3 separate regions of the Homo sapiens genome follow, and regions 1 and 3 are each linked to region 2. The links are chromatin contacts, found by Hi-C or POLR2A ChIA-PET in ENCODE. All regions are on one chromosome and are shown on one strand. Each heading gives the region's core, a stretch centred on a gene start or an enhancer-like site at or near the end of the contact. The rest is flanking DNA. Distances are from core to core; before and after follow the strand shown.

Evidence for each region. Hi-C counts contacts between places; a loop is a spot of excess contacts on that map. ChIA-PET counts read pairs that join two places held with the same protein, here RNA polymerase II (POLR2A). Pooled maps may share reads with other maps.
Region 1: a map of CD14-positive monocyte shows a loop between it and region 2 (3-fold over the local background). The contact joins the promoter of FLJ32255 here to the promoter of NIM1K in region 2. A Hi-C loop is called at or near these places in 3 of 168 maps with a recorded cell type or tissue (CD14-positive monocyte, CD8-positive, alpha-beta T cell and naive thymus-derived CD4-positive, alpha-beta T cell), 8 of 37 single-sample maps with no recorded cell type and 15 of 50 pooled maps. POLR2A ChIA-PET finds 5 or more read pairs at or near these places in 6 of 52 experiments (BJ, GM10248, H1 and 3 more).
Region 3: a loop to region 2 is called in a map of CD8-positive, alpha-beta T cell, with 2.4 times the contacts of the local background. The contact joins the enhancer-like site here to the promoter of NIM1K in region 2. A Hi-C loop is called at or near these places in 2 of 168 maps with a recorded cell type or tissue (CD8-positive, alpha-beta T cell and naive thymus-derived CD4-positive, alpha-beta T cell), 5 of 37 single-sample maps with no recorded cell type and 13 of 50 pooled maps. POLR2A ChIA-PET finds 5 or more read pairs at or near these places in 5 of 52 experiments (BJ, GM12878, K562 and 2 more).

Annotation. Positions count from the first base shown.
Region 1 is chr5:42,991,961-42,994,696 of GRCh38, forward strand. It overlaps FLJ32255 (a long non-coding RNA gene), which reads right to left and starts at 1,373. Exons shown (of 2, transcript NR_104643.1): 1 at 1-1,373. LOC105374746 (a long non-coding RNA gene) reads left to right here and starts at 315. Exons shown (of 3, transcript XR_007058755.1): 1 at 315-2,736. RefSeq lists enhancers at 338-547, 848-977, 1,247-1,541.
Region 2 is chr5:43,190,936-43,193,838 of GRCh38, forward strand. NIM1K (NIM1 serine/threonine protein kinase) reads left to right here and starts at 1,290. Exons shown (of 4, transcript NM_153361.4): 1 at 1,290-1,476. RefSeq lists a silencer at 1,131-1,270 and an enhancer at 1,606-2,315.
Region 3 is chr5:43,007,727-43,010,732 of GRCh38, forward strand. No RefSeq gene overlaps it. Among named protein-coding and RNA genes, the nearest start is that of FLJ32255, 16 kb to the left of the region's middle. RefSeq lists enhancers at 1-455, 2,459-2,959 and a silencer at 431-520. Within about 2 kb of position 1,690, at least 39 of the 41 ENCODE cell types and tissues checked have a DNase peak (open chromatin) inside an H3K27ac peak, as active enhancers do; they include CD8-positive, alpha-beta T cell, GM12878 and PC-3, where a contact is called at or near this core.

The DNA.
Region 1 (2,736 bases), core at 123-2,622, 200 kb before region 2:
TTTTCCCTGAACGGAGGGTTTATGGCTGACACCTCCACTTGTTTCTCAGAGCCGGGGCTGACTGCCGGCTGCATCTTTGAATGGCGACCAAAAAAGACATGCATTTGTCTGGCAAAGTCGCTGGCGTTCGCCTGGTGCCCGCGCTTGCCGGGTCCTAGAGCAGCCAGATTTTCACACCAGCGAGTCCAGCGCCCAGCGCCACTCCGCCTTCGGATCACCGGTTTCTCACATCCGCAGCAGCACTGGCCTGACAGTTTTCCGGTTGCGACAGCGCTAGTTGAGCCAAACAAAACGTTTTCCTGCTTGCTCTGGGCGTCCCATTCTCCATCCGAGGCCTTCTAGTCCCGGTGTCACTGTCGCAGCACCTGGCGTTCGTTAGCTCTTTCACCAGCGGCGCGGAGCGGGCGGTTTTGCTGTCACGGCACATGTGGCACGGAGTTTCTCGGTGGCCGAAACCCTCTTTTTTCTCAGAGTCCAGTTTCTTGGTGACAGCGCTGTTGGTTGCGCCATAAGGAATGTTGTCCTTGACAACCCGCCGGCCGCAGTCATTCGCAAGCTCCAGGCACCGACATTTCGCAGAACTGAGGTCTCTCGGTCTCAGCACAGCTCGTTGCTCGATGCCTCCATTTTCTCGGGGCGACAGCACTCAGGTCGCCGATCTGAGGGATTCGGAGCTTCCCCAGCTGGGGTGAGCCTGGCGTTCCCGGGCGGCGGCGGCGGCGCTGGGCTAGGGGAGCCCGCCGCTCCTCCAAGCCGGTGACAGGGGAGCTGCCCGGGCGCCGTCTCTTCCCAGCGCCGCCGCAGAACCCGCAGAACAGCTCGACCTCCAGAACCCTGTGCTGTGGCGGCGGGGCTGGCGTGTCTGTCGCAGGACCCCGCAGATTCGTCTGTCGTTGGCTTGTTGGTCCTAACAAGTTTCGATTTCAGGGTGCCTGCGTTTCTTTTTCTTTTCTCTTCTTTTCCTTTTGTTTTGTTTTGAGACAGAGTCTCGCCGTGTCGCCCAGCCTGGAGTGCAGTGGCGCGATCTTGGCTCACTGCAACCTCCGCACCCCAGGTTCAAGGGATTCTACTGCCTCAGCCTCCTGAGTAGCTGGGATTACAGGCGCTCGCCACCACGCCCGGATAATTTTTGTATTTTTACTAGAGGCGGTGTTTCATCATATTGACCAGGCTGGTCTCGAACTCCTAACCTCAATAATCTGCCCGCCTCGGCCTCCCAAACTGCCAGGATTACAGCATGAGCCGCTGCGCCCAGCCGGTGACTACGATTTCTATCCCCTGGTTCAAGTCGGGGAATAGCCAAAATGTGATTTCTCAACCCAAGCAAGTACCCACTTAGGACAAACACCAGCCTAGCCCTGGCGGCGATTTCTAGGTCGTAGGAAGTCGATGTTTCGCCACAGAAAGGCTGAGTGACCCTGTGACTCATTTCCCAGCAACTCCGGGTTTCCTGTAGCCTAATCATAACAAACGCAGAGTTAGCCCTGCCTCAAGTTTCTTTTTTCTTTTTCTTTTTTTTTTTTTTTTTTTTTTTTTTTTTGAGACAGAGTTTCTTTCGTCCAGGCTAGAATGCAGTGGCGCCATCTCGGCGATCTCGGCTCACTGCAACCTCCACCTCCCGGGTTCAAGTGATTCTCCTGCCTCAGCCTCCCAAATAGCTGGGATTATAGGCGCCCGCCACCACACCCGGCTAATTTTTGTATTTTTAGTAGAGACGGGGTTTTGCCACATTAGCCAGACTGGTCTCAAACTCCCGACCTCAGATGATCCACCCGCCTTGGCCTCCCAAAGCCTCAAGTTTCTAAGTCGTGGCAAGTTCCGGCTTCCTACTAGTACGGCTTGCTTTAGCTGCGCAGGAGATGTTCAACTCCTGTAGAAATCTGTGTACCAGCGAATGCGATTCATTTAGGTTTAGCGATGACCAGTTTAGCAGTGCCTGGGAGCTCTTACACCAAGGCTAGCTGCGCAACATCAAGTCCCGCCTTAGCTATGTTGGTGTTTTTTAAACTCCCATGGAAGTCAGGAAATGCCGGCAAAAGCGATTTCTGGTTTACGAAGCTCGGTTTGACGATAGCAATTTCCGCCGAACGCGACTTTTTCCTCTTGTGGACCAAGTCGGGATATATCAGCTACTACGATTTTTTAGTCGTAAACAGGTTTAACCATGACTGGGTTTTGTTGGTTTCTTGTTGTTGTTGTTGTTTGTTTTTGTTTTTGTCCTAAGAAATGTAGACTTAGGTGTAACATGTACCGGTTTAGATCTAACAGGGATATCCTAATCACAGAATTGCTTCTTTTGGCAATACTTGTAATTTCTGCTTTGTAGGGTTGGTTCTCTCTAATTTTTGCTTATTTTTAAATGCTCTTTTTGTGTCTTTTGCTCTGAGAACAATGCTACCGGTAGTTTCCAGTGTGTTTGCTTTGCCTTTTTATTTGAATTTTAGAATTTATTATTTTAAAATTTTATCTTATTTAAATGTTATTCATTTTTCTTCTACTAATTTTGAGTATCACAGCTTCGTACTCCTTGACTTGCATTCTCTCAGGAGCTGGGGAGCCAAGCTCGGTCTCCGCTTCGGTGGTTTCAGGTCCCGGGTTCTGTCTGGCGGCTCTGCTTCTAATGCGGAGCTGGCGGTTTTGCAGCAACGCTTTTGCCAGTAGCGCCCACTGAGCGGTTTTTCAGTTGCTGCACCGTTCTTAGCGCCCAACGGAACGTTTCCCGTACGCGGAGTCCAT
Region 2 (2,903 bases), core at 40-2,539:
CTGTCCAAGGTTTTTATTTCTTGCCCTTCCCGTTCCTGACCCCTTTAATCATCACACAAACAGGCAGCAGAGACAAAGTAATGAAGAACACCAACTCTGGAGTCAAACAAACTGGGTTAGAGTCCCAGAGCCAGCATTCAACAGTTGTGTGATCTCGATCAAATCCTGTAACCTCTCTGGGCTTCAGTTTCTTCATCTATCAAAACAAGGATGACAGTAACAGTACCTAACCCATAGATTATCATGAGGATTTAATCAGTTACTCTTTGTAAAAGAGTTTATTACAATGCCTGGCAAATAGCAAAAAAGGAATTTTGGGGTTCCCTAGTTTCTACCATAAAAGAATTGTAGACATGGGTTATGTTGCTACTTAACAGTTTTGCTCTTGTAAATATTGCTCTGGCAATCAATACAGGATGGAGAGCAGGAGGAAGTAGAAAGAATGCTCGCAGAACTATGACTTAGGGTGTCTAGTCCTGGCTCTGCCATTAATCAGTTGTGTGACCCTTGCTAAGTTAACTGACCCCTCTGAACTCAGTTTTTTTTTTCTCTCTCTGTAAAAGGAAGGGCTTAAACTTCAGTAAATAACCGGTATGTTTTATTTAGTATTTTGCGAATCCCATTTCCAACTCTACGTTCAATCCAGTGACGGTATTTCTAGTTTATAAACTAGAAAAATAATCTTTGGCATCTGAGGGTCACAGCCGAGAGTATCTCCCTAGCAGGAGATTAGGGAGCCAGTGACAAAGTGGCACCAGGGGAACCGATGTATGCCAGGAATCCAGACAGAGGGTGACATTAGCACTTCTTTCTGCAGAACCTAAACCCTGCCCGACTCACCCGGAGGAGCTGTCACGGTGGTTTGCTGGAAACCCCCTTTCTGTTGGGAGGATTACTGGGTCACGGTTTCCCAAGGACATGGAAACCCTTGCTGAAGCGCTGGAACCGCTCGGCACGAGGCGTACGTCGGTGGGAGCTGTGTCAGCCCGCTTTCGGCCGTGTAGCTGCTCCCATCCAGACTCTAGAAGGGGTCCTCTTTGCGTCAGGCCCAATCACCCCCCTCCCCGAGCGACTGCACTGGGTGTCCCTGCGCCGCGCGTCCCCTCCCTCTCGCCCCTCCCTCCTGGCTGCCATAGAAACCAGCTTACAAGGTCCAGGCCGGCGTCCGGGTGCACTACAGGCCCCCCGTCCCTCCTTCCCCACGCCAGCCCCTCGCTCCGGATTGGTCCTTCAGGAAACGCTGTGGGGCGTCTCGGTCCCCGCTGCGGAGCCGGCCTAGGCCGGAGGGCGGGGTTTGCCCTGGGCCGCTGCCGGTCAGGTCGGCCGCCCCTGACAGCTCCGGGAGCCTCAAGCGCGACAGCGGCGCCCTCACCTCGGGACATCCACACACCGACCGCTCCTGCTCCAGAGGCAACAACCCAGCGCGCCTAGCCTGGCGCCGTGCAGCGAAGCCCAAGAGCTGGCCTCGCCACGAAGGTAAGCGAGGGGCTGGGGGACTCGCCGCCAGCACCCCCACCCCGCCACCCTTCCTCTGCTAGGCTGCAGACCTGGGTGGCTGAGGAGGAGGCGCCTCTCCTCCCCGCGACCCAAGGAAGAAAGGAAGCCCTGCCACGGGGTGTCTGCGAAGTGGGGTCAGAAGAAGGTTAGGCGCTTTCTGGGGCGTACCCCCACACCTGCCCAGGCCGATCCGCAAGCGAGAGGAGGGGGCATTAGAGCCAGGGCGAGAGCGTGCTCGCGCGTGTGTGCCCGTGTCATGTGTGGTGCCCGTGTCATGTGCGGCGCCCATGTCTATGTGCGCGCGTGTGTGCACCCATGTCTCTGTATGGTGTGGACACTCGTGTCTGCGTGCGCGTCCACACGTGAGCCGAGGAGCGCAGCTTAGCGCCTAGCGTTGCGCACAGCGGGTGCGCTGGACCAGAGCCCTAAGGCACCAGACCAAATCTGGAGCGTTTGTTACAAGGGCAGAAGACCGGCGTGATCTCCCCACGCGCGCCGGCCGGTGCTGCTGGTGGAGAGAACTGACATCTAACGCATGTGGCCCAGGAGAACAAAACCTTCCATTGCACCCCACGCCGCGACTCTCCCCAGCGAAAGGTGCTTCTTTTGGAAGACCGCACGAAGTAAGGAAGAGCCTCTTTTCCTCTTCCTGGATATCCCTCCAGGAATATTAGAAGCTCCAGGACTCCTTGATACGACCAGGAAAAGATCGCAACCGGGTCTTTAAAATATCGATTCCAGCCAGCTTCTGCGTGCTTGACACATCTTGGCAGATGGAGAAGTCAAGGCAATAGATAACATGGGCAGCAAAGATTCTGCTATAGCACTTCTTTCCTTTCTGTTTTTTCCTTCCCTCCTTCCCTCCTTTTCCCTCTTCTCCCTCCCTCCTTTCCTCCTCCTCCTCTCCCCTTCTCTTCTCCTCCTCCCTCCCTCCCTTTCTCCCTTTCTCCTCTCTTTTCCCCTTCCCTCCCCTGTTTTCGTCCTCCTGAGTACAGTAGACAAGAGGGCTCTCTGTCTACCCCCCCTCCCCCACCCCATTCCTCATCCCGTTTCAAAATAAGAGCGAATGAATCACATTCTAAGCTCTTACCCGTGCAGTTCTGACAAGTTTGGAAATTACACAAATCGCGTTTGCAATTGAGGCCGCGGGAATCCAAAAGGGAAACAAACGAAACCAGATGAAAAAAAGTGATTCCAAGTCAAGATTTCAAATGGAAATCTAAGGTGAATATTTGTTTATGGTAATAAGATTTTTTTTAATGTTTGAAAAGTATGTATCACACTAGCTTGCATCATCAGTATTCAATGTGATTCACAGAACCGCTTCAAAAGATGGTTTCTGTTAGTGTTGCAACAGCACTTCTAATTCTGGTTGTCATGGTTACTGAAGAAGTCGCCCTGCTCTA
Region 3 (3,006 bases), core at 440-2,939, 180 kb before region 2:
TGCTGCGGATTAAGAGCGCGCATGCGCACTGGGGGAATGGGATGGAGCCACCCGGGATTCTCGCCTTATACAAACAGGGAACCCAGCCTCCTTAGCTTTCATATAAAAGCCTTTGTATTCAGCCGTTAAGGAGCAACCGGCAACCTGCTTTCAGGACCCTTGTTTTTTATGAGAGCTTTCGTTTACGCTTAATAAATTCTACTCCACTCACTCTTCGATATCCGCGTGCCCACTTCCTCCTGATCGTGAGACAAGGACCCGGATATAGCTGAGCTTAGAAGCAAAAATCCTGCATCAATAGCAAATGCGGACACTGAACGACTAGCGGAGTACCCAGCGGCAAACTTTAGTTTTTGGTGCAGTTAAGGTATTGCCACTAAGAAATCGTCGTCTCTGAGAAATATCGAGGCTTGGAAGGTTGTACAGTGCTTCCACCGAGAAAGCACCTACCCAATGAAACGCCTGTGGCAGAAAAACCGAGCCCAAGCCCTTCCAGCGAAAGTGCTGAAAGAGCGCCTCCTCGGCCAATCACTGGGCTGAGACCGTGAGACAGCCAGCCCGGGGAAAGTGGCGGCGCTAGGAGAGGGGAAGCGTTACCACAAAGCACTTCTGAGTCTTGTGAACAAGAAACGTTCTGGGTTGTTTTGTTTTTGAGAAGGAGCCTCGCTCTGTCACCCAGGCTGGAGTTCAGTGGCGCAATCTCGTCTCATTGCAACCTCCGCCACCTGGGTTCAAGCATACTGCCTCAGCCTCCCGAGTAACTGGGATTGCAGGCACGCGCCACCACGGCCAGCTAATTATTGTATTTTTAGTACAGACGGGGTTTCACCCGCTGGCCAGGCTGGTCTCGAACTTCTGACCTCGAGTGATCCACCCGCCTCAGCCTCCCTAAGTGCTAGGATTACAGGCGTGAGCCACAGCGCCCCGCCGAAACGTTCTGTTGTGTTCAGCGCTTCCAGCGGTGCAGCAGCCGAGAAAACACTGAGTCTCCGCTATTGGCGAAAGTGCTGATGCGAAACTGCTGGCTCGACATAGGCACAGAGCCGCGGAAGAGAACCCTAGAGACCAGGCACCAGCTCTGCTCCCCGACTCACGGGAGAAAGCTAGTTAGTAGGAAGCTGAGACATGATACTCAAAATCAGTAGAAGAAATTATGCCACATTTACTCTCCTGGGGAAGGCAGTGGGTAAGAAAAAATAAAATACATAACATTTACATAAAAAATAAAATAAATTTTTAAAGCAAACAGAAATGAAAATAAAATACACCAGTAACCTCGCTCCCAGAAAAAGACACATCAAAAAAAATTTTTTTGAGTATACAAAACATACAAATAACCCTACAAAGAAATTGCAGTGTTGAACGATGCGATCCTACGGCTATATTTGTATTAGCACTAAACCTGTGCCTCTTGCGCCTATTCGAAAATTCCTCGGATTAAGAAGAAACAGCCATGGCTAAACCGGTATTTGCGACACCAAAAAGTTCCTGTAGCCTAGACACCTCAACTTCTGCATGAGTGAAAAATCACAAGCACAGCCAGGGCGAGAATCTCTATTGTGAAATCACACTTGGTATGACTAAAAGATTTCAGGCACTGCTAAATTTTTTTTTTAATTACATTCTCCAGTACCCAGATTTCTACAAGACTTAAAAACCGTACGAACGGCTATAATGGGGGTTCCTATTACAAAACAGGAACTTGCAACGACTACGTAGGCACGGTTAAAGCCAGCATTGTTACAACTAGAAATCGAAACTGGAATAAATCTCAACTTGCTACGCTAAGAAATAGCTAAACCCTGACTTGGTCAGACTAAGAAATCGGGAGTTTGAGAGCAGCCCGGGCAACATGGCGAAACCCCGTCTCTACAAAAAATTCTGGGTGTGGCGATGGGGAGCCTGTAATCCCAGCTGCTGGAAAGACTGAGGCGGGAGAATTACTGGAGGTTGCAGTGAGCCGAGATCGCACCACTGCACTCCAGCCTGGGAGACAAAAATGGACAAACAAACCAACAAACAAAGTTAACATTCTGAATAGGTTTATCAACATAAAGACACTGCTAGCTAACATTGGCTAGCCTCTCTAGATCTGCTAGAGATGTTTGCCTTTCTAGATCTGCTTACCATGCTTCAGTCACCTCTATGTTGCAAGAAGTAACCTGCATGGACTGCACTGGAGAGCTACTTTTGCTCCCAGGATTCTGATTGAGTTTAGGCACTGAAAGACACCAGCTGTTCAGAGATATGGAGTAGACCTTGCTTTGTTCCCCCTGGGCCTCAGTATATTGAATTATTTTACCTGAAGTCAAAATTAGGCTGCACTGCGGCTCCAACAGTTCCAGCAGACACAGGGAGGGCAGCACTGAAAGGGCAACACTTCGTCCTGGACATCTCAAAGTCCAGCCCCCGGTGATCCCGGCAGCCATCCGCCAGACCCTCTGAGGCCACATCTGCCTCACTTCTCAACTGAGCCATCTTCCCAGCATAAACAGCCGCTGCTTCCTCCTCCTCCGCCCTCTCCTCACATCCCCTGTGAATCTGAAGCCTGCAGGCAGGAAAAAGCAGCCCTTTTTCCCTCCAACATCCCCACCCTCACCTCTCAGGAGTAGAGTGTGCTTAGTGCGCCCCCAGCCCTGTCAGTTCTTCCGACTCTTATTCCAACTCGGGAGCCCTCCCAGGCGCCTATCCTAACTGGACCTTAGGGACCTTGAGTCTACTGAAGCCAGGAAGCCCACCCCTTGAAAACCTCCGGTGACTTCACAAGGATACCCAGCCCCTAGTCGGGCAAGAGACCATTCTCTGGGGAAAGAAAATTCTGTGGTGGCTTGTAGGTTCCTCTTTCTTTTCTCTGACCTCTTTTCTCAGTTCTGCTCATTTCACTCCTCTAGTGGGAAGACCTCAACCCTCCTCTCCCTTCCTCTACCCACTGTCAAGGTACACACACACACACACACACACACACACACACACACACAGACACATCCACCTGGGGCTGCTCGACGT